3 separate regions of the Homo sapiens genome follow, and all the other regions are linked to region 3. A link is a loop called in an ENCODE intact Hi-C map of the cell type or tissue named here. Cell type or tissue: PC-9. All regions are shown on one strand. Links, peaks and the distances in the headings refer to the core of each region. The heading gives the core; the rest is flanking DNA. Region 1 has its middle 37 kb from the start of SPTSSA. Region 2 has its middle 18 kb from the start of NFKBIA. Region 3 has its middle 130 kb from the start of SPTSSA.

Region 1 (8,289 bases), core at 1,437-6,436, 94 kb before region 3:
AAACTAGGTTTGAAGATGGGACAACTTGGATCAAGAGGTAAATGCATTTGCCTAAGTATTGGGTGAGTTAAGAGAATAAGGATCCCTAATATCCTACTTGTTAATTAATAGTTAGGGGCTGTGTGGTGAGAAGTAGGATGAAAACAGCAGCCTAAATTGTGCCTCAGTTGTTACTCTCTTCTGGGCAGATAGAAAAAGGGATCTTATGACAATGGGACAACAGGTGCCATGGTCTTGGACTAGGGGCAGTGGTAGCTATGGCTACTAAGCTAAAGAATCCCCAAAATGGAAATAAATAATGTGAGCAGTGAGGAGGTGCTATTCAATACAGACATTTGGGTGGTCCAAAAACCTCAGAAGCTCATTCAGATGAGCCGTGAGTGAGGGCCACTTGAAATTGAATGCAAGGCCTCAATTTTCTCAAAGAAAACTGCTCTTCTTCTGTGCCTTTGACCTTTTCTTTGCCTCCTACCCTGACTTCAGCTTTGTTAAGGAGAAAGATAATTAAGAGTGAGACCTAGCCAGGTGCAATATCTCATGCCTATAATCCCCGTACTTAGGGAGGCGGAGGTGGGCAGATCACTTGAGTTCAGGAGTGAAAGACCAGTCTGAACAATGTGGTGAAACCCCGTCTCTACAAAAAATACAAAAATTAGCCAAGCATGGTGGTACACACATGTAGTCCCAGCTACTTGGGAGGCTAAGGTGGGAGGATTGCTTGAGCCCAGGAGGTTGAGGTTGCAGTGAGCAGTCTTTGCACCGCTGCACTCCAGCCTGGGTGACAAAGCAAGACCCTGTCTCAAAAAAAAAAAAAAAAAAATCCAATATGCACTTATGCACTTATGCAGTTGCTTGAATATGGTGGGGAACTGTGGAGGAAAAAAATTCAAACTTTATGGTGCTGTTGCATATAACTATTCAAGGCATGAGTCTTTGCAGCCGCTTGGAAAGAAGGGGCACCTTAATTCAACTGATGGGATTTGGGCAATTTTTGCAGTAAAGAGAAATTAAGTGACCCTGTTGCAAGTGACCCTTTGGGTCTGTTTAGTGTACTGTTGTAGCTTCCACTGATGAATATATAATTGGCATCAATGTTTTACATGATTGTAATTTGAATGCTTATAAGTGCCAGAGGTGATCCTACTGATTGGGAAGAGATGCTGTATTAGTCTGTTTTCATACTGCTGATAAAGACATACCTGAGGCTGAGAAATTTACAAAAAAAAAGAGATTTAATTGGACTTAGAGTTCCACATGGCTGGGGAGGCCTCACAATCATGGCAGAAGGTGAAAGGCACGTTTCACATGGCGGCAGACAAGAGAAGAAAGCTTGCGCAGCAAAAATCCCCCTAATATAATCATCGGATCTCATGAGACTTATTCACTATCACAAGAACAGCACAGGAAAGACCTGCCCCCATGATTCAATTACCTCCCACTGGGTCCCTCCCACTACACGTGGGAATTCAAGATGACATTTTGGTGGGGACAGAGCCAAACCATATCATTCTGCCCCTGGCCTCTCCCAAATCTCATGTCCTCACATTTCAAAACCAGTCATGCCTTCCCAACAGTCCCCCAAAGATTTAACTCATTTCGGCATTAACTCAAAAGTCCACAGTCCAAAGTCTCATCTGAGACAAGGCAAGTCCCTTCTGCCTATGAGCCTGTAAAATGAAAAGCAAGTTAGTTAGTTCCTAGATACAACGGAGGTAAAGACATTGGGTAAATACAGTCATTTCAAATGGGAGAAATTGGCCAAAACAAAAGGGCTACAGGCCCCATGCAAGTCTGAAATCCAGCAGGGCAGTCAAATCTTAAAGCTTCAAAATGATCTCCTTTGACTCCATGTCTCACATCCAGGTCATGCTGATGCAAGAGATGGGCACTCCCATGGTCTTGGGCAGCTCCATCCCTGTGGCTTTGCAGGGTACAACCTCCCTCTTGGCTGCTTTCATGGGCTGGCATTGAGTGTCTGCAGCTTTTCCAGGCACACGGTGCAAGCTGTTGGTGGATCTACCATTCTGGCATCTGAAGGATGGTGGCCCTCTTCTCACAGCTCCACTAGGCAGTGCCCCAGTAGGGACTCCGTGTGGGAGCTCCGACCCCACATTTCCCTTCTGCACTGCCCTAGGAGAGGTTCTCCATGAGGGCCCCGACCCAGAAGCAAACCTGCCTGGGCATCAGGAGTTTCCATACAGCCTCTGAAATCTAGGTGGAGGTTCCCAAACCCTAATTCTTGGCTTCTGTGCACTCACAGGCTCAACACCATGTGGAAGCTGCTAAGACTTGGGGCTTGCACCCTCTGAAGCCATGGCCTGAGCTCTACGTTTGTCCCTTTTAGCCATGGCTAGTGTGGCTGGGATGCAGCGTACCAAATCCCCAGACTTGGTTAAGCTTCAAACTGATGGTATTCATTGAGTTGCTGCCACTGTTCAGCCTCAGTGCCAGCTCTGCCAAGCCAAACATGGGTGGGGTTGCTCCATTCCCTTTGCAGAACTCAAGGCTATTCTCATATCTCTGGCCAGTGTTCCTTTTGATAAAGCTTGTTATATTTTTACTGACCTCTGGGCTATAGCCAAAGGCCTGGGAGTTTAGTCCGTCACTTGGAAAACTACAGATTGGTAGATTAAAGACACCCTCTCTGGGGCTGCAAAATTTGGTAATAAATCAGTTAAGCTGTTGGGTCACTCATGTAGATGTCTATAGTAAGGGCCAGTTCTCTGGTATCGAGCTGCTGATCAAGACTGCACTGTCCAGATTGCTCCCATTTATGACTAGATCCGTCACTGTACTGGACATGGTGACCTATCTACCACCGTAGGTTTGGCATAAAATAAAGAAAAGACTGTTTCTAATGCAGAAGCTACCTAAAAGGCAGACTTGTGAAAGTGTTGCAGTGAGGGGGGTCACATAGCATGAGCCATCACCTCCATCTCCCCACACCTTGTTCTTGGCAGATTGACTACATTAGACTTCCGATCTCTTCTCAGGGCTACCCATTGTGCTGCAATGCTGTTGATACTTTTTCAGTGACGATTACACAAGGGGGAATTTCACTGCACAAGCTCTCTTCTCTTGTCTGCCGCCAGGTGAAACGTGCCTTTCACCTTCCTTTCAACACAATATTGCTGTTTTAACCCGATCAGCAGATTCCAGCTATAATATTGTAGCCCTTGAAACTAATCTGTGTCATGTGTTTGGCCTTCTGGGCCTTTGCAGCTTGACAGTGGAGTGAGTTTTTTTTTTTTTCTTTTACAAAAGCTATTCAACAAAGTGCTGACAGTCAAGGTATTTGATGGACTTTCCATACTCCCTACCGTTCACAGGCATCTGATATTGAATACTGGAATGGCCTCTTCAAAAATCAATTCAAATAGAATTTTACTCTAGCTCTCTCTTCTCCTTCTGGGCCATGTACCTTAACTAGGCAGTTTGGTCACTGAATGTGGCTATGCTCAGAAAGAGATCACCTCTCAGCCACTTCCTGGTTAATGATCAGGATGACCTATTGCTATTTTAAAATTTGGATTCCTCCCTGTTAGAAATAAAATGCTTGTTCCTTGGTGCCACAAAGAAATAGCACTTGAACATAAATTTAATTTTCTCAGCAAGACAATTTTTACTTCTATAGAAGGGTGTGACTCACGAATGGAGTAATGGCGAGAGGACACCTGAACAAGAGAGGGGAAGGGGTTCTTACTCTTGATGCAGGTAGCCCCTACTGCTCTGTCATTCCCCTATTGGCTAGGGTTGGACTATACAGTCTAAGCTAATTCTGATCGGCTATTTTAAAGAGAGCAGGGGTATGAGCCAGAGTGGCGGGGTGAGTAGTTTGGCAGGAAGGACAGTTAGGAACAGGGAACTAAAGGTGACTTAGGCCAGATCAGGTGACCAGGGGTGACTCAGGTCAAAGCAGGTGACTGGGATGAGTCAGGACGGAGCAGGTGACCAGGGGAACAGATGTGAACTACTGATTAAAACTGGTGGGAAAGGTTTTTTACTGAAACTATGAGGAAGTTAAACTTTAAAACGGAGGACAAAGAACTGAACATACTGACATAATGATTCTTAAAAGAGAAATTTGGAACTCATTGTATCCAACACTCCCTGACCATGCTGCTTTTCTGTTCACTAATGGCAGTCCCAGGACAGTGGGTTGGTAGTCCAGCCAGAAAGAGGCCTAGGGATTTCAACTTAATTCTGGCTCAGTCCCCTGGATTCTCTAGTTGAGTTGCTGTGAGTCTATATCATGAGGTTAATCACCACTTGGTTGAGTACATTTGCTTCATAAGTCACCCAGTGGCTCATGCAGGCCTAAGTAGGTGGCGTGAGTCTCTGTAAGTTTTATAAAATTGCCTTATCCCTTTTGTACCTGACTCTTTTGGATGAAAGGTCTGGGTATGAGTAGAGATGATTGGAAAAAGGTGAATGATAACTATTGGAATAGGACAAGCTGATTTTATAGTGATGGAGAGAAAGCAACTCCAATACATGAGGGGAGAATACCTTAGATGCCAGGAGGGGGAAGAAGGATCTCTAATAATATCCTTCAGAGCCACCCCTGGGTCTTTCCTCAGGAAGAAAAAATGCCCAGATGCAGCTCTCCAAAACTGTTGCAAACACTATAAATGGTGAAACTGCTGAATCGGCCATCCCCCATGATGGTGCTGACCATGATTTTGATTGTCATTCCCCTTCACCTCAGCAAGAATCTATCAGATAAAGCAAAGGATTGCCCCATTTTCTATATCTCCCATGCAAGACATTGGTTAACACCGCTGGATGTCTTCCTCACCTCCCTTCCCATAGCTATTGCTTAGTCAGTCATTCCGTGGGGTGAATGAGCAACACCTGTCTGATGGCATAGATAATTAGGGCAGTTTGGACTGACAGCCCTCAGGCAATTTCTGCAAAAACAGGGACTAGCCTCAATTATTCAAACTGAACCAGGAACCCTAAGGCTTACCAGCTTGCCAGGAGGCCAAGTTGGAGGAACTGTCAAACTATGCCCTCTGAATGATGTATGTCCCACTTAGGGAGACCAACAACACTTTCTTTCCAGGGGCACTCTGTGTGCCCTCAGGTCTTTATTTCCTGTGTGGAATCCAGGAGTTATTTTGTCTCCCCTAAAAACACCTTAGGGGTAATCATAAGATCCCTTTAAGTGTTTAAGGAAGCATCACTGACAGATCATGTGGCCCTCAGATGACCACAGAGATCTCTCCAAAATGAGACTTTTCTTAGGTAATGGAGAGATCTCTGCAGTAAGACAACAGATTCTTAGGCTGGGCGTGGTGGCTCATGCCTGTAATCTCAGCACTTTGGGAGGCCGAGGTGGGCAGATCACTTGAGGTCAGGAGTTTGAGACCAGACTGGCCAACATGGTGAAACCCCATCTCTACTAAAAATACAAAAACCAGCTGGCCATGGTGGCGTGCGCCTGTAATCCCAACTACTCGGGAGGCTGAGGCAGGAGAATTACTTGAACCTGGGAGGTGTAGGTTGCATTGTGCGGAGATGGTTCCACTGAACTTCAGCCTGGGTGACAGAGTGAGACTCGGTCTCAAAAAAAAAGAAAAAAAAAGAATCAAACAGATTCGTTATTTATGTATACTTTGCTGGCAGTTATCCCTATAACAGTAGTCATCCAATTAGAAAAGTGAAGTGGTAAAAATTTCGCTGAAGTTTTCAGTGACATGCCTGGACCCTGAAAGGAAAAGCAGGTCAGCCTCAGCTCACTAGCCATGGTTGTTATGAATGAAATAATTGCCCCAGACTTTCTTCTCAGGTGAAGTCTGTGCAATCTCTGCTCTATCTTGCTGTGCCAGGATTAATGCCTTAGGCCAAGTGAAAAGGTCAATATAGAAACAAAGAGAAAGCCATTTGGCTTTCTAAGTAAACCATGATGGTGTATGGGATTTGTTAAGCTGATTGGGACCAGGACCCCGGGAGCCATGGCTGGGGTTAATACTGCCGGATGGCCTCATCTTGCTGTACAAAGTGCTGTTGATAAGAGCCTTAATTAAGTGCTGTGTGAGACAAATGGATTTGGTCCCAGCCTCTGTTAAATTATTTAGAGTGGCTGATGGAGTGGCATAATATGGGAAAAATTTCCAGGAGCCACCACTGTATGGAAACTATACAGTCTTATGGCTATTGTTGGGAAGAAATTCTCTCTGAGTCTTTTGCATGTCTGCATGTCTTGTGAACAGTGGCACTGATTGTCTTTGTTCCATACTATCTCCTCAAAGAAGCTTGTATAGGAAACAGCCTTGGAAGACAGATAGTGTCCCCTTCCAGCAGAAGGAGCAGGTTTGCTTAGAGACTTAGAAGACAGATATAATGTCTACCTCTGAAACAAATGGCAGGCATACTTATTGTTTAGTATAAAAAGATTAGGGTTCTTTAAGCTTGGGGTCCTCTCCTGCAATGAAACCCATTGCATGTGTAGATGTCCTCTTTGTGCTACACTGTGGGGTTTGGAGCATACAAGAAAATTCTAGTGCTCTAGCTACAGAACTTTGGGAGGCTGAAGCGAGCAGATGGATTGAGCCCAGGTGTTCGAGACCAACCTGAGCAAAATGATGAAAACTCATCTCTACCAAAAAAACAAACAAAATAACCACCAAAATTAACCACTCTGAGGTGGGAGGATGGTTTCAGCCCATGAAGCAGAGGCTGCAGTGAGCTGAGATCATGCCACTGCACTCCAGCCTGGGCAACACAGCCAGACTCTGTCTCAAAAAGAAAATTACGTATCTTGTTTTTGGTATCTAGTACCTAATTTATTATTTGCTGTCATTCCATAACAAAAATAGAAATAGCTTTATTTTTCTTAATTTTAAAATAATATGAGCTTATTGTAAAGTAAATTTCAGAAAAATTGGATGGTACCTATTACACTTTGTTAAAATCATATTAATATTGTAATAATTACTTATTGTTGAGAACTATTATGTGCAAGTGGTTTACACACAGAATGTAGCCCTGTGTGGTAGGTGTCATCTTTCTTTTTTTTTTTTTTTTGAGACAGAGTCTTGCTCTGTCGCCTAGGCTGGAGTGCAGTGGCGCGATCTCGGCTCACTGCAAGTTCCGCCTCCTCGGTTCACACCATTCTCCCGCCTCAGCCTCCCAAGTAGCTGGGACTACAGGCTCCCGCCACCATGTCCGGCTAATTTTTTGTATTTTTAATAGAGACAGGGTTTCACCGTGTTAGCCAGGATGATCTCGATCTCCTGACCTCAAGGTCTGCCTGCCTCGGCCTCCTGACCTCAAGGTCTGCCTGCCTCAGCCTCTCAAAGTGATGGGATTACAGGCATGAGCCACCGCGTCTGGCCAGGTGTCATCTTTCTTTACAGATAAAGAAAGCAAGGCTCATTGAGACTTTCCAAAGGTCATATACTAAGTGATGAGGTGGTGCAGATTTATGTGTATAGCTGTTAGGCTGGAAAACTCTGTGCTTGCCCCTGGTAAATGGTTCCCAAACAAAATGATCATCCTTGGTAATTCTGATTCAGGAGATCTATGATGGGGCCTGGGAATCCCTCAGAGGTTGATTACGCTGTGAGGTATGTAGTTCCACAGTATCAGCCTCCTTTTCTTAATTTAGAGAACAGTACAAGCAGGCCTGACTTAATTTTTGATGATTTCACTTAGGGTGCCAAGTTGCTTGTACCCGTGTTTTTGCTTCTGCCAGCAAACAGCCTTAAACATGTAAGCTTACCTCCACATATCTGCTTGCTAGTGCTTTGGGCAAGTCCGACTGTCCTTAAGGTCTCAATATGTCTCCAGCATCCCTTGCCCCTCTGTGGCCCACCTTCTAAAGGTCCTGGGCATCTTGGTTGCGGAGGCTGTGGATACTCAAGCTGTGGGCTCAAGTTGAAGAGAAAAGAGGAAGAGGTCAAAACTAAGTTAAGCAATGTTAGGAAATAAAAGAGGGAAGAAAGAAAGAAGGGGAGACAGGGGAAAGAGAGAGACAGAGAAAAAATTTGACAAATGAAGGAATATTTTGTAATAATAGAGTAATGAAACCCATTTTTTCTTGTGTGGGTCATAATCCATTTCTAAAGGCTGTTTTATTAGTGGCATCCCAAACATATATTTTAAACACTTTAAAATGTCAGATAAAAGGAAACAGAACTCCAATGATATGTTAGAGAAGACAGGTTTGGACTAGTACTCACATGGAAAGATTTACATTCTGTGGTACCAGGGTCACCTTTAGCTTTGAGGTCTTTGCATCTGACCACTGCTTAAGCTAAGATTTGGCAGTGTGAACAGCTCTGA
Region 2 (8,289 bases), core at 2,046-7,045, 1.1 Mb before region 3:
ACTTTCCGTTAACAGCATTTTATTTTCTACAAAGTAAAAAACTCAAAATTTGGTTCCCTTTGCTGCCAACTCTTACCACATATTCTCCCCAAATTTTTCAGCCTTTTGTCACTGTTTATCATTCTTAATATAACTCAGAATAACCCACCTTAAGTTTGAAGTGAGCATTGCCATTTACAAAGTATTTTACCACCAATGATCTTAACTCCTAAAACCTTACAAAACTGGGTATTTATCTAAAGAAATGAAGCTTATGGGCTGGGCACAGTGGCTCACGCCTGTAATCTCAGCACTTTGGGAGGCTGAGGTGGGTGGATCACAAGGTCAGGAGTTCAAGATCAGCCTGACCAAAATGGTGAAACCCCATCTCTACTAAAAATACAAAAAAATTAGCTGGGCGTGGTGGTGGGCACCTGTAATCCCAGCTACTCAGCAGGCTGAGGCAGAGAATTGCTTGAACCTGGGAGGGGGAGGTTGCAGTGAGCTGAGATGGCACCACTACACTCCAGCCTGGGTGACAGAGCAAAACTCAGTCTCAAAAAAAAAAAAAAAAAAGAAAGAAATGAAATGAAATGAAGCTTATATTCACACAAAAACCTGTACATGAATGTTTATAGCAGTTTCATTTGTAAGAGCCCAAAACTGTAAACAAATATTCTTCAACAGGTGAATGGATAAACTGGTACCCCCATATAATGGTGCACTACTCATTAATAAGAAGGAACAAACTATTAACACATATAGCAACGTGGATAGATTTCAAAGGCATTACACTGAGTGAATTGGCTTGAAAAAAAGGCAATCTCAAAAGTTGAAATATAAATCCATTTATGTAACATTCTCAAAATGACAAAATTATAATGATGGCGAGCAGATCAGTCAGTGCCAGGGCTTAGGGACAGGGGACAGTGTGACTGTGAGGGGTAATACAAGGAGTTTCTTTGTGGTGACAGCACAATTCTGTATCCTGATCATGGTAATGGTTACACAACCCTATACATATGAAAAAATTTCATAGAACTTGTATACTGAAAAAAAAAGTATGTGTAAGAACTGTGAAATCTGAATAAGATCTGTAGTTATGGTTAACATTGTACCAGCATCAGTTTGCTGGTTTTGATAATATTAGCACTGAAGAAAGATGAGTGAAGGACATAGGGGAACTCTCTATACTATTTTGCAACTTCTTATGAACATAAATTTTTTTAAAATAAAAAATTTAAATGATGTATAATTATAGGAATTATATATAGAATGTGAAAACTGACACTTTTAATTAGAACTATCAAGTAAAAAATTTACATTGCGGAGATTCTCAATTGCAAACATTAGCACCATTTTCTTTCTTTTTTTTTTTTGAGATGGAGTCTTACTCTGTTGCCCAGGCTGGAGTGCAGTGGCACAATCTCATCTCACTGCTGCCTCTGCCTCCCAGCTTCAAGCGATTCTCCGGCCTCAGCCTCCTGAGTAGCTGGGAATACAGGCACCCTCCACCACACCCAGCTAATTTTTGTATTTTTAGTAGAGACAGTGTTTCGCCATGTTGGCCACACTAGTCTTGAACTCCTGGCCTCAAGTGATCCTCCCACCTCGGACTCCCAAAGTGTTGGGATTACAGATGTGAGCCACCACGCCTGGCCTAGCACCATGTTTAATATTGTGTAGTTCTGTATATTCTGACCTATTCCAAAAACTTAATGAAAGAGTGACACCCTAAATTGGTACCCAATAGTCATGATTAATAAGAAGCAAATTTAATTTTACTAACCTAGAGCCAAAGTTGCCAATCAAAATTTCAAGAATAATTGCTTACACTGAGATGGTCTGTTTTCACTTCTGTAAGCCAAGGCCTGTCATCTACTGTGCAGCAACCACCAAAAATGCAATGTGATTAGAGGCATGCGTTTAATTGAATGTGCTAAATAAAACCTTGTTATATGCAAAAAGCTAATGTAATTTTAATCTGTAATCCTTCATTTGTGAATTTTGTCTGAATTATGTATATATGGTACACATAATTTTGTAAATAAACACCTACTCATTAAACAACAACAAAAAACCACCATTAACCCTGTGGCAGTCGTAGTGATGGCATGTGGCAGCAGCAACAGCGGTGCACATGTGTTAGGGCTCTCCAAACGCACTGTGCTAAGGGTTCGCATCGATTCATTTCCTCCTCACAACAGCCATCTGAGGAAGTACCAGCCCTTCATACAGATGAAAGTATTGACACACAGAGAGGTTAAGTAATTGAGTTACAGAGATACTAACAGTAACTGGGAATTTCTGATTCCATGTCTACTGCTTTGCCCGTGTGTAACAGTGCCTTGATCTTTACTTGCCTCTTCACTTTCAGCTTCCCTTCTGTCAATCCATGTATAAGTTTTCCCATTGCTGCCATAACAAATTACCACAAATTTAGTGGCTTAAACAATACAAATGTATTATGTAACAGTTCTGAAGGTCAGAAGTCCAAAATGAGTCTCACTGGGCTGAAATCAAGGGGGCAGCAGAACTGTGCTCCTTCTGGGGGCTCTAGAGAAGACTCAGTTTCCTGATCTTTTTCCCACTTTAGAGGCTGCCTGCATCCCTTGGCTTGTGGCCTCATCCCTCCACCTTCAAAGCCAGCAACATCAGGCCATGTCTTTTTCACACTGCCATTTCCCTGTTTCTCTTCTGCCTCCCTCCTCTGTTTATAAGTACTGTTATGGTTACACTGGGCCCACCTGGCTAAGACAGGCTAATCTCCTTATCTCAAGGTCGTCTGATTAATATCCTTAATTCTATCTGCAGCCTAAATTCCCTTTTGCCATATAACCTAACAAAATCACAAATTCTGAGAATTAGGACTAAGACATCCGGGGGCAGAGGGTGGCGGGGGGCGGCATTGTTCTGCCTGTCACTAGCCATAAGGCTGGCATTGAAGTAAGCTTTTTATCACTTCAGATGTATTTAACCCTTGTTAAATGTTTCAAATGATATTTCTTTGCTTTTCCAGTAAGTTTTATTCAAACTTTTTCATTTATATGTTTATATTCTTGCCTTATTAACAATTCAGCATGGTTTAGGAATACACACTGGAGTAAAGAAAATTATAATTTATGTTCTCACTTAAAAGCATGAACTAAGCTATGAGGACACAAAGGCATAAGAATGATGCAATGAATTCTGGGGACTTGTAGGGGAAGGCTGGGAGGCCAGTGAAGGATGGAAGACTACATATTGGGTACATTGTATACTGCTCAGGTGACAGGTGCACTAAAATCTCAGAAATCACCACTAAAGAACTTATCCATGTAACCAAAAACCACCTGTACCCCAAAAACTATTGAAATAAAAAATATAAAAAATAAAATTATAATTTTAAAAAATCAGGCTGGCTGGCCGTGGTGGCTCACACCTGTAATTTCAGCACTTTGGGAGGCCAAGGCGGGTAGATCATGAGGCCGTGAGATCAAGAACATCCCGGCCAACATGGTGAAACCCCATCTCTACTAAAAATACAAAAATGAGCGGAGCATGGTGGCATGTGCCTGTAGTCCCAGCTACTCAGGAGGCTGAGGCAGGAGAATCGACTGAACCCAGGAGGCAGAGGTGGAAGTGAGTGCAGATCATGCCACTGCACTCCAGCCTGGGCGACAGAGTGAGTCTCTGTCTCAAAAATAAATAAATAAATAAATAAATAAATAAATAAATAAATAATCAGGCTAATTTTGGGCCAAATCCAGTAGGCAAATATTTAAGTGTCTATGTAGGCCAGGTGCGGTGGCTCATGCCTGTAATCCCAGCACTTTGGAAGGCCAAGGCAGATGGATCGCTTGTGTCCAGGAGTTTGAGACCAGCCTGTGCAAGATAGTGAGACCCTGTCTCTACGAAAAACGCAAAAATTAGCTGGGTGTGGTTGCACACACCTGCAGTCCCAGATACTCATGAGGCTGAGATGGGAGGATCGCCTGAGCTCAGGAGGTTGAGGCTGCAATGACCTGTGATGACACCACTGCATTCCAGCCTGGGCAACAGAGGGATACTCTGCCTCAAAAAAGAAAGAAAAGGCTGGGTGCAATGGCTCACGCCTATAATCCCAGCACTTTGGGAAGCCGAGGCGGGTAGATCCCGAGGTCAGGATATGAAGACCATCCTGGCCAACATGCTGGAACCCCATCTGTACTAAAAATACAAAAATTAGCCGGGTGTGGTGGCTCGCGCCTGTAGTCCCAGCTACTCAGGAGGCTGGGGCAGGAGAATCGCTTGAACCAGGGAGGCAGAGGTTGCAGTGAGCTGAGATTGCGCCACTGCACTCCAGCCTGGGCAACAGAGCGAGACTCCGTCAAAAAAAGAAAAAAAAGAGAAAAGAGAATAGTTGTGCCCACGTCAAAGGAAAAATTGTCTCTGCGGTTCCACTAAGTCCCAGTAGGTGGCGGTAACACCATACAAACTGGTTCCGGCTTGCTCTCTTTATTGAAAGAATCCATCTCCTTTTGTCATTGAGGTTACCGCATTTTAGTATGACTTGATGGGCCCTGTCTGTAATTTAACAATATTGGAATCAAATTCTGATATCTAATCACATGGATATAAGCTCTATTAGATTTCAATTAGCATTCACTCTAATTTGATTATAAGGCTTCAGCCATTCAAATGGCTAATAGGGAGACACTTAGATAATTGCAGCTGTCTGGGGTTATTACATTTGCTATCATTTTCACAGAGTGATTCATGTAAAGACTGGGCCATAAAATCTGTTTGTGTTGTTGGAGACAAGCCATGATGGCTTACTGGGGTAGGCAGCACTATTAAGCATTTTGCTATTGTGGTCTGGCATTTGGGATTTTTTTAATTAGGATGGCAAATATGATGGATATTTAGGATTAGTGTTTACCATTTATCTGTATTCCAAAGAAATATTCTTGATTATTCATCCACAATATTGTTTCATTTGACAAAAAAAAAAAAAGCATTAGCCAAGTTTCCTTTTCATCTTTTTTAATTGAACTGAATAACATTTAAATTGAATATATTAACCACACCAAAACTTACCTCCTGCACAAAAGCCTTCCTCAGTACATGGAATCAGGATATTTGTTCTCACCTAAGATTATTCCTAAGTGTAAACACTAGATAGAGGTGTTTGACCAAAATTGCTGGAGCCCTTGGCAAGGATGTTAAAGACTTGCTTCAAGTATAAAAGGAACAGTTGGATTAAATGACCTTAAAGGTCACTTCTAGCTCTTACAGTCTAAGAGTTTAGAGATCAATAACAGCAAAAAATGTCCCTGTCCCAAACAGCTGTCAGATCCTAGGAGCAGAAGCAGCTAGGATCTTGAAGTAACCTGCATGTGATGTGTTATTCTAGGTGGAGCAGCAGGGCCTGCTCTAGAGAGGTTGGCAAGTTCACCTATAGAAATTCACCCTCTGCTCTATGTGGGCCCCCAAGAGCCAATTCAAATCTGGAAAAGTCATCAGTGAAAACTCATGTGTTGTGTTGTGTTTTGTTTTGTTTTTGAGATGGTGTATTGCTCTGTCACCCAGGCTGGAGTGCACTGGCACTATCTGGACTCGTTGCAACCTCCGCCTCCCAGGTTCACGCGATTCTCCAGCCTCAGCCTCCTAAGTAGCTGGGATTACAGGCAAGCACCACCATGCCTGGCTAATTTTTGTATTTTTAGTAGAGACGGTGTTGGCCAGGTTGGCCTTGAACTCCTGACCTCAAGTGATCCGCCCGCTTTGGCCTCCCAAAGTGCTGGGATTACAGGTGTGAGCCACTGTGCCTGGCCAGAGCCACTGTGTCTGGTCTGGTTTTATATCCAGTATTTTATAATTTGTACCCACAGATAACTTGACAATTTGCCAATATGACTTCAAAATTATATTCTGTTCAAGATAATAAATGTAGTCTCTGAAGGCTTAAAACCAAAATGTGAGGGAGGCTTGCATTTTTTGGTAGTTTTTCTGCTAGAAAGTATTTCTCACGTACCAATAGGAAAACATTAATTTCATAAATACCCCTACATCCTCAGAGGTCTAAGACATTTTATTTTAGAATATAATCTCTTAGAGTTCAGGACTGCATCTTTATAGTTCCAAGTTTTTTTTGCAGGACCTAGCTCCAGGTTCCAAGACAACATAGTCAAGTACTAGATTCAGGGGGTACATGTGCATGTTTGTGACAAGGGTGTAATAAGTGATGCTGAGGTTTGGGGTATAATGGAACCTGTCACCCAGGTAGTGAGCATAGTACCCAGGAGCTAGTTTTTCAGTCTCTTCCCCCCCTCCCTCCCTTCTCCCTTCTGTAGTCCTCAGTGTCTACTGTTACCATCTTTATGTCCATGTGACCCAGTGTTTAGCTCCCACTTATAAGTGATAACACGCAGCATGTGGTTTTCTGTTCCTGCACTAATTCACTTAGGATAATGACCTCCAGCTGCATCTGTGTCGCTGCAAAGGACATGATTTTTTTTCCACAACTTTCTTAGACCAATGATCTATTCAGCCTAGTAATCTGCCTTTGACTGTGGCAACTATTATACTTTGAAGATTTCTATTTGTTCGAATATAAGTTTAGTAACCTTCCAGGATGACAAAAAGTCCTTTAATGTTTTAATGAGGTTTTTTTCCCATTACAGGTGGTTGTGGGTGGGCCAAGACCCAAAAGCTTGACCATAAAAAGGACTGAAGGTCTGAGCCACAGCTCACAAGTCATAAGGGTGGGGTTAATTTTTCCCAGAAGTGTAGACGATGAAATTCGTAATACAGAAAAAATGTGGTAGACATTGCCAGGGCAATTCACTTGGAATTTAGTGAAGAAGCTGAGGATAGGAGTTGGGGTGTGGGTTGGGGGAGGATGGAGTAGGGCACATTTATACAGAAAAGGTGGCCAAAGAAACCTATTTCCTTCCATATACGTCTCTCCATATGGGTCTGTACTCTGTTGCTTTGGGAAAACACGCAACTTGGCACACTGATCAGCCACTTTGTGGAGGGAACTTCTATACCCTTTAGGATTGGGAGCTTCTGGGGCCCACTCAAGGCTGGGACCTAAAGTTCCCTCAAAATATGTTTTAAAGCAAGAGAAATGGAGTGATATTTTCTAGGGGAATTTACTAAATATTGTCAAAATCAGTTCCTAAGGTCCCAGCATTGATCTGGCATTCTGTTACCTCTGATTTCATTTCCTATTACTCCCCTGACTCACACGACTTCCCCCATGCTGACTCCCTGCTGTCCCTGAAGGTGCATCCTTCTCCGGGCCTCTGCACTCACTGAAGACCGCCTGGCCCCTCCTTCCTGCACAGCCACACAGCTCACGCTCTTCATTCAGGTCTTCACTTCAGCCAGGCATGGTGGCTCACGCTTGTACACCTAGCACTTTGGGAGGCCGAGGCAGGTGTATTGCTTGAGCTCAGAAGTTCAAGGCCAGCCTGAGCAATGTGGTGAGACACCGTCTCTACTAAACATACAAAAAAAAAAAAAAAATTAGCCAGGCTTGCAGGTGCATGCCTGTAGTAGTCTCAGCTACTTGGGAGGCTGAGGTGGGAGGATTGCTTGAGCCCAGGAAGTCAAGGCTGCAGTGAGCCGAGATCACCTCATTGCACTCTAGCCAGACAACAACAACAACAAAAAAGTATTTACTTCATGGTTGCCTTCTTGTCTACTCTGGCCACCCTACCTAAAATGTCAACATGCTCTCCTGCCCTACATTTCTACACTTTTCCTTGATTTCTTTTTTCCTCCTTAGCACTCTTGCTAACATATTATATTCTTTTATTTTGTGTTATTAGTATCTCCTACACAAGGTAAACTCTCTGAGGACAGAGGTTTTTTTTGTTCCTTTTTTTTTTTTTTTTTTTTTTTTGGAGACAAGGTCTTACTCTGTCGCCCAGGCTGGAGTGCAGTGGTGCGATCTCGGCTCACTGCAGCCTCGACCTCTTAGGCTCAGGTGATTCTTACGCCTCAGCCTCCCAAGTAGCTGGGACTATAGGTGCACGACACCACACCAGGCTAATTTTTGTATTATTTGTATTTTATTTTGAGATGGGTTTTCACCATGTTGCCCAGGCTGGTCTCAGATTCCTGAGCTCAAGCAGTCCTCTCGCCTCGGCCTCCCAAAATGTTGGGATTAGGGATTACAAGTGTGAGCCACCGTGCCTGGACTCTGAGGACAAAGTATTTTACTATATCTTTAATGCCCAGAACAGTGTCTATCTAGAACAGCTTGAGTGTTTTCAATGAATAAAGTTCAAGGAGACTGTTTTCATGAAGAAAATATTCTTTTTAAGCAAACTAATAGTA
Region 3 (8,289 bases), core at 1,159-6,158:
GCCCACCAAGAGCTTTGCCTAGGTCTTTCCTGGGCCTTAAAGCAAAATAATGAAGGAATTCTTAACAGGACCTGTTTAGGATTAAACAAGTTTTATTGGGGGTCTGAAGAAACTCCCCAGGCCTTCACAAACTCCTCAAACCTTCATGATTTAGCAGGAGACAAAATAAGGTTAATCACTCCAGCAACTGGACCCATTTAGATTGAGTAAATTTACTGAGGCTCCAGAGGAAGGTCTTCAGGACTCACACCTTAATTTTAGATTAAAAGAAGTTAATCACTTATGTCTTTTGATGAATGCACACTTACATGTAGACTTATAGCTTAAAAGGTATATAAGCTCTGGAAAACTTTGTAATTTTGAGTTAGTCTGGTGATAATTTCCAGGCCTTCTCCTTGTAACCGGTTGCAGAAATAAAAATCTTCTTCCTCAGTTCATCTGCATCTTGTTATTAGGCCATAAGAAATAGCAGCCCGACCCTCAGTTTGGTCCGAGAACAAGGCGGCAGTGAGCCATGATTGTGCCACTGCACTCTAGCCTGGGTGACAGAGCAAGACCCTGTCTCAAAAAGAAAAAAAAAATTGCAAATGTTGAAGATTGTGGATTTCATGGATTTTTTTTCTATACAGGGACTGCATTATCTCAAAAAATTAAAAACAGCCAAATTCTCATGTGTCTTCTGAACTGGGTTAATTGCTCTTGGGAGTTTAATTTTAGTTTCTGAGGCCTCTGACTTGCCAGAGGCAGTGTTAGACATGGGGTCATCAGCTTTCCCCAGAGGACTTCCTTTTAGTTAAGAGGCTTGTTTGGGGCTGGAAGAAGGGAATTTTTTTTGGTGGGGGAAGGAATGTGAAAGGATGGTAGTGCTTTTTCTTGGGAGCTGTGCTCACAAGGTCTGAGTTTTGTATGTTGTTTATTTACCCAAAAGGGGAAAACTGCAGTTATCTAATGTTATATGCAGGATATTCCCCAAACCCTGGGACAAGCAAGGTTTCCCAGGTACCTGTTTCTTTTTTTTTTTTGAGATTAGTCTGTGTCACTCAGGCTGCAGTGCAGTGGCACGACCTTGGCTTACCTCTGCCTCCCGGGTTCAAGCGGTTCTCATGCCTCAGCCTCCCAAGTAGCTGGGATCACAGGCATGTGCCACCACACCCGGCTAACTTTTTGTATTTTTAGTAGAGACGGAGTTTCGTCATGTTGGCCAGGCTAGTCTCAAACTCCTGACCTCAAGTGATCTGCCTGCCTTGGCCTCCCAGGTACCTGTTTCAAAGATGAACTGTTTGTGGTTTATGGAAACTGAAGTCTGGCCCTCTAGGGTAGAGTTTAAAGGGACATCTTATTTCCTAGTCACAGGAAGTTTTCTTGCAAAAGTGGGATCATCTATTGAATTCAAACCTGTGTCCCTCATAGGTTAGAGCCTGTGTTCTGGGCCTTGTATGGTTCGCCAATGTAATAATTACCTGGAAAGTTTGGATCCCTTCAACTCACACACCTCCACTACTCAGGTGTCAACAGTAAATGGGTCTCAGGATTCTCAAGGTGTGATGCTTTGGGGTGTGGGTGGTACCCACAAATCTGTTCTTGTAAAAACCTGAGTGGCCCTTAAAGTAAAAGTTTGAGGGGATAGAAAGGAAACCTCACCTTTGGGCCACACACCCTCCTTGCTCTTCTCTGGGTGTTCTTTTTTTTTTTTTTGAGACGGAGTCTCGCTCTGTCGCCCAGGCTGGAGTGCAGTGGCGCAATCTCGGCTCATTGCAAGCTCCGCCTCCCGGGTTCACGCCATTCTCCTGCCTCAGCCTCCCGAGTAGCTAGGACTACAGGCACCTGCCACCGTGCCCGGCTAATTTTTTGTATTTTTAGTAGAGACGGGGTTTCACCGTGTTAGCCAGGATGGTCTCGATCTCTTGACCTTGTGATCCGCCCTCCTTGGCCTCCCAAAGTGCTGGGATTACAGGCGTGAGCCACCGTGCCCAGCCTCTGGGTGTTCTTGTCTGAGAGGCAGTAGTGTCACTGGTAGTGGGGTTGTGACTGCAAGGTGTCCAAGTTCTTGGCATTTTGAACAAAGAATTGGACAAAACGCCCACCAAAGCAAAGAAGCAACAAAAGAATGAAAGCAGGGATTTATTGAAAACGAAAGTACACTCCGTAGGGTGGGAGCGAACCCGAGCTGCGGCTCAAGAGCCCGGATACAGAATCTTCTTGGGTCCAAATACCCACTAGAAGTTTCCCATTGGCCACTTCATGCTCATCTCATGTAAATGAATTGGTAGCCTACAATCAGTCTCGTTGCAGAAAGCAGCCAACCAGAGGCTGAAGTTACAAAGGTCACTCCTGTGCAAACCTATCAGAGGCATTTTGCAACCAATCGGAGGCTAGGGTGAAGTTACAAAGTTATACTTCTATGTGCAAACGAAGACTTGGCCTGCAATCGGTCTGACTGGTTGTGGACCGCAACTATTCAGAGGCTGGAGTGAAGTTACCAAGTTGCAAAAGAAGACTCCACCTGCAATCAGTCTGATTTGTTGTTGACACCCAATTTCCCATTTGTCGTTCAGAAAAGGTCAAAGAGAGTAGCCTCTGGTCGTTTTGTTGCTTAGGTGTGGAAAGTTAGGGTTTTCCTTTCAATTTAGTTCTAGGAAGTCTGCGTGAAGGTTTCCTGCCTCCAGATCCTATTCTCCTGCCTCAGTAGGAGCCTTTTTAAACAAGCCTCTTGTTAAAAAAACAAAACAACCTCTAGACAATTTAAATTTAGCAGTTTATTTGAGCAAGGAATGATTCATGAATCGGGCAGCACTCAGAATTACAAAAGATTCAGAGAACTCTGCAAAGAAGCAGTGATATAGAAAACAAGTTAAAGTACAGAAATAGCCTGGTTGGTTGCAGCTCAGCTCTTGCCTTATTTGGCCTCGGGTCTGATCAGTTGGCAGCCTGTGATTGGCTGAAGCTGGGCTGCAGAGGGGCTGAGACTCAGCTGTTTGTTATTCTCCCAAGTTAGGTTTTCAGTTTATGTGCTAAGTTAGGTTGCGGTTCATTACCTAGGAACTGAGAGTACAGAGACAGCCTCAGGTCAGGGGCCTTTCTTATTTAACACTCTCATGATACATTTTTCTGCGTGAATATGCATTTAATACATGGACATGAAGCAAAGCTGCAAAGGGTGCAGCTTTTCTGGACCTGAAAAACAAGTTGGGTTAAAGCAGGTGAGGCTTCCCCCTCCCCATCGGTGTGTATATAGTTTCTTATCCCTGCCTCACCCTTCCTTCTGCCATTTGCCTTGGCAGTGTGATTTGTATCTGTAGTGCTGGTTGGGGCAGGTGAGGTTTAGTAGGGGCAGTTTATGAAGGCTTGTGTTTGCACACTCTGAGATTTTGGGCCCAGCCTGGGTGCCCCTGAGGACAGGTCTGAGCTGGTTCCAGGGTATGGCTTCCAATGCTGGAGCGTCCTGCTGCTCTCTGCTGCCCCCTGGGAGAATATTCTCACACTGCCGTTCCAGGTCAAAGGCAGGAAGACAAGGTATTAATAATTTCCAGGTGGAACAAACTGGGGGCTCGGCGTGAGAAGAATTTCACTGGTTAGATTCACGTATCGAGAAAAACACACAACATACCTAGAGACTATGGAAAAATCCATGCACTCCAGCCTCTTCATCTGCAGCTTTAATTCTCACGAAAGCATCCCCACATGTGATTGTTTCTGTTCCTTGTGTCCTGGCTTTAAGATCTCATTTCAAACTTGTCATTCTCCTTAATAATAAAAATCTTGTCAATCCCTTGCTGAAATCAGGTCTGTCCTATTTCTCAGATCTGTTAGTTTGGAAGTCCCATTTATAGAGGTGATAAGATTAGGCATGGCTTGTCCTTAGTGAACCTTAGTGCTTCCTTTTCTAAAAGTGGGCATAGTGTACTGGTTACGAATATGAGCTCTGGAGTCAGGGGAGTCTCAGGCCCATCACTGAGAACGAGACTAATGCCTGCCTTCTGTGGTGAGGATGAAATGAGATGATATATAGAAAGCACTCTGTGTAGTGTCTATCTCATAAGCCAATGAATGTTGACTGTTTTGTTATTTCCTAAGTTCTTATAATTCATTCATTAGTTTGTTCCAGACTCTTGAATGGTCTCCAAGTCCTCTTAATTTGTTGACTGCATTCTTCATGATTTCTCCACTGTGATACTCTATGAGAAACAGCAGACACGCAGACACAAGCCTTGACCCAGTGGGGTCACAGTGGGTGGTGGGGAAAATCAGTCTCAGACCCAGTCATGACAGGGGTTAAAGTGAAGGTGCTTTTGGCAGATCACACATGTTCTGCATAAAAGCCAAATCTGCTCTGTTTCCAGTATGTCTAAACACTTCACCTTTAACAGTAAAAAATAAAAACATAAAAACTTTGCACCCTGAGATAAATCAGAAGTATCAGAGTCACCCTGACAGGCCTGGTCCCCAAATAATAAAACGTGAATGTTTATTGTAAACTTGGGCACCTTCCAAAACAAGCTCCCGGACCCCATATTTGCTATGTGGATGTTTAGAGCTATGGCGAGAGCTTTGTGAATACAGCAGTCAAGTGAGTAAGTTGCTGCTTTCTCACCAGAAACACGTGAATGGATATTTTGTAACTTTGGTAATACTGCACATTTTCCCTTTAAGTCCTTGTTATATTTTTTATTTAACCGACCAGTCCTTCAGAAGTCTGATTCTCTTGCTCTCTTTGAAGGTGAACTTTTCTTTCCTTTTGTAAATGCCTCTTTCTCTGAGTATTTTGACACTGGTTGTGCCTTGCCTGAATCATGATGAGGTACAAAGTCTCAAAAGATGTTCCATTTGGTCCACTTTGTTATTAGGTTAAGATTAAAAAAAATTTGAGATACTTTGAGAGTATAAATACTCTTAAGAAGTATAAGTACTTTTAGAGTATAAATACTTGAGAATTACCCATGAGAAGTGGTGAAAATAGTATAGTGAGTTCCCATATACCCTTAGTTTAAGATAGCATCTTAACCCCAGCACATTAGCAAACCAGGAAATTGACATTGGTATTAACTAAAGTTCAGATTTTATTCAGATTTCACCAGTTTTTATATGCACTTTTTTTTTGAGACTGAGTCTCGCTCTGTCGCCCGGGCTGGAGTGTGGTGGTGTGTTCTTGGCTCACTGCAACTTCTGCCTCCCGGGTTCAAGTGGTTCTCCTGCCTCAGCCTCTGAAGTAGCTGGGACTACAGGTGCATGCCAACAAGTTTGGCTAATTTTTTTTTTAATAGAGATGGGGGTTTCACCATGTTGGCCAGGCTGGTCTTGAACTCCTGACCTTAGGTGATCCACCTGCCTCATCCTCCCAAAGTGCTGGGATTACAGACATGAGCCACCACACTTAGCCTATATGCACTTTTTGTGTTTGTGTATGTGTGTGTGCATAGCTCTGTGAAATTTTATCACGTGTAGATTTATGTAAACACAGCCACATCCAGGGTGCAGACAATTCCATCACCCAAAGAAATTCTGTGGTGTTACCACGTTATACTTACACTTTCTCCCTAACCTGACCTGTGACAACTATTGCTCTGTTCTTCATCACTATAATTTTGTCATTTCAAGAATGTTATATAAATGGTCCATAGAGTATGTAAACATTTAAGATGAGCTTTTTTCACTTAGCATAATGCACTTGAGATCCATCCAAGTCATACGTATCAGTATGTTTCTTTCTGTTGCTGAGTAATATTCTACTGTATAATGTACTGCAGTGTATTTCACTATTCACTTGTTGAAGGATGTTTGGGTTCTTTCCAGTTCTTGGCTATTACAAATAAAGCTGCCATGAACATTTATTTATAGTTTCTTAGTGTGCATGTAAGTTTTATTTTTCTAGGTTTCTGGATGACCATCTTATGTTATAAATTGTGTTTGCAGTTGTATTTATAACACAGCTGGTGTTAAGTTGTGCTTCTTGGATTATCCTGTGTGCATGAGAAAAGAACAGAAGTAACTTAGGATGTAAGTGATGCATTTAGACCAAGCGAAGTCAAAAGCTATCATGACATTTGATGCTAATGGTGATTTGACAGTACTTCAAATAGAGTCAATTGGTAAGAGAATTGAGCCATCACAAAACACGTGGTAGTATAAATATGCCAAACTCAAAAACATTTGTGTGGAAACATCAGTTCCGTAGCTGTGTTGTGAAGAGAAGAGTGATTTCGTTCCAGCAGAAAAACATCATCTACCTCGTTATATTAAAACAATTGTTCATTTGGATTTTTATTGGTTTTATAGTTTTCTTTTTTATTTCATTTATAAATTTGTTTTAATTTTATGGCTGTGGACTGGCACATAATCAGCTTAACTACTCAATAAAACCACTATAATATATGTGATTTAATAATGGTTGTGGTATTGAAGAAAGGCAAGGTACAAAACAAATACACTATATTGAAAAAGCTGTAAAGGTGGGAATTTATATCATGTTTTGTTTGTACATATTAATATAGTTGGCATTTTGGATCAAACAGACGTAAAAATAAAGGTGCTTAAACAAATATAGAAGGTCTACTTATCTTATAAAAGTCTGAGCTGGTAGGTGGTGTAGTAGGGTGGGTCGTCTAGATACCCAAGCTCCTTCTAGCTTGTTGTTCTACCTTCTCCTGGATCAGTGCTTCTCAAATTTTAGTGTGAATATGAATTACTTGGAGATCTTATTTAAATGCAGAGTTTGGCATCAGTAGGTCTAGGGTGAGGCCTGAGAACCCCTATTTCCACAAAGTCCCAGCTGCTGCTCCTTCTGCTGGTTCGCAGGCCACATTTTGAATAGTAAGGTCCTGAGTACTGCCTTCATTCACATGGTTGAAGCAGTTTCATCCCCACTTCACTGGATTTCCAGCTATGGGAAGGGGTCCAGGGGAAGTCGAGGACTGGCAGCGTCTTAATGAGAACATGACCAGAAGTTGTTTATGTTCTCTTCACTTCTCACTGCCAAAACTTGTCATATGATTGTACTCAGTTGCAAGGGAGGCTGCAACATGTAAGCTCTGGGTAAAACTTGATGAATTCTATTAACGAAAAGGAAGGTAGGGAGAATTAATGCTAAGGAACTGTTAGTGGTCTCTGCCACAATATTTCATGAGAATTTAAGGCAACACGGGGTTTATGAGAATTTTTTCCTTTTGAAGAGGTGCATGCATTACTTAAGTTTGAGAAACACTAATCTGAAGTATACTGTGAAGTTCCATTTTAAGAGTTAATAAGGTTAAGCATAGCTTGTCCTTAGTGAATCCATAGTGCTTCCTTTTCTGAAATTGGGTATAGAGTACTGGTTCAGAAGGTGATCTCTGGCAGGGCACAATGGCTCATACCTGTAATCCCAGCACTTTGGGAGGCAAAGGTAGGACGATCGCTTGAGCCCAGGAGGTCAAGGTTGCAGTGAGCCATGATTGTGCCAGTGCACTCCAGCCTGGGCAATAGAGTGAGACCCTGTCCCAAAAATGTTTAAAAAAAAGGAAAAAGAAAACAGAAAGTGGGCCGGGTGCAGTGGCTCACGCCTGTAATCCCTGAACTTTGGGAGGCTGAGTTGGGTGGATTACCTGAGGTCAGGAGTTCGAGACCAGCCTGGCCAACATGTTGAAACCCCATTTCTACTAAAAATACAAGAAAATTAGCTGGGCATGGTGGCACGCACCTGTAATCCCAGCTACTCAGGAGGCTGAGGCATGAGAATCGCTTGAACCCTGGACAGCCGAGGTTGCAGTGAGCCGAGATCATGCCACTGCACTCCAGCCTGGGCAACAGAGCGAGACTCCATCTCAAAAAAAAAAAAAGCATGATCTCTGGAATCAGAAAAGTCTCAGGTCCACCACTGAGAATGAGAGTAATGCCAACCTTATATTGTGGGGATGAAATGAGATGATATATGTAAAGCACTTTGTATAGTACATATACCTGTAGTAGCATTCATAGAAGAATTTTCATAATCTCTGCTTTGCCTACCTTTTCAATATCATCTCTCCCTATGAGCATACCTTTTGTGCCAACTCTTGAATGATTTATTTTTACCTGAACAAACACGGTCTCACATCCCCATGTCTTTGCATACGGTATTCGCTTTGTCCTTCGCCATCAGTCATCTGCACCCTAATTAGGGCTGGTTGGCAAAGCAGTATTTCATGGCATGGAGTGTACCCCTCAGCACAGGCAGAAGTTTTGCAAATTTGTGGTTTCTATGGAGACCCCTCAAGAGACAATGGATGGATAAACACAAATGGTAACTGTGTTGGAACCTCTCAGCCTTCTGTTTTG

Evidence for each region. Hi-C counts contacts between places; a loop is a spot of excess contacts. Peaks named below come from ENCODE experiments on the same cell type or tissue, not always from the same donor. Only the 100,000 strongest peaks of a DNase experiment are listed, where the experiment ranks them.
Region 1: it touches region 3 in a loop (11-fold over the local background); 2 of 110 quality-filtered maps call a loop at or near these places.
Region 2: it touches region 3 in a loop (18-fold over the local background); 19 of 110 quality-filtered maps call a loop at or near these places.

Annotation. Positions count from the first base shown.
Region 1 is chr14:34,421,272-34,429,560 of GRCh38, reverse strand. No RefSeq gene overlaps it. Among named protein-coding and RNA genes, the nearest start is that of SPTSSA, 37 kb to the left of the region's middle. In PC-9, for the core only: no CTCF peak of the experiment used is centred there; a DNase peak (open chromatin) is centred at 3,960; H3K27ac peaks cover 1,706 bases.
Region 2 is chr14:35,418,698-35,426,986 of GRCh38, reverse strand. No RefSeq gene overlaps it. Among named protein-coding and RNA genes, the nearest start is that of NFKBIA, 18 kb to the right of the region's middle. In PC-9, for the core only: CTCF peaks have their summits at 4,207 and 4,407 (motif pointing right); no DNase peak of the experiment used is centred there.
Region 3 is chr14:34,326,995-34,335,283 of GRCh38, reverse strand. No RefSeq gene overlaps it. Among named protein-coding and RNA genes, the nearest start is that of SPTSSA, 130 kb to the left of the region's middle. In PC-9, for the core only: a CTCF peak has its summit at 3,446; a DNase peak (open chromatin) is centred at 3,013; H3K27ac peaks cover 1,105 bases.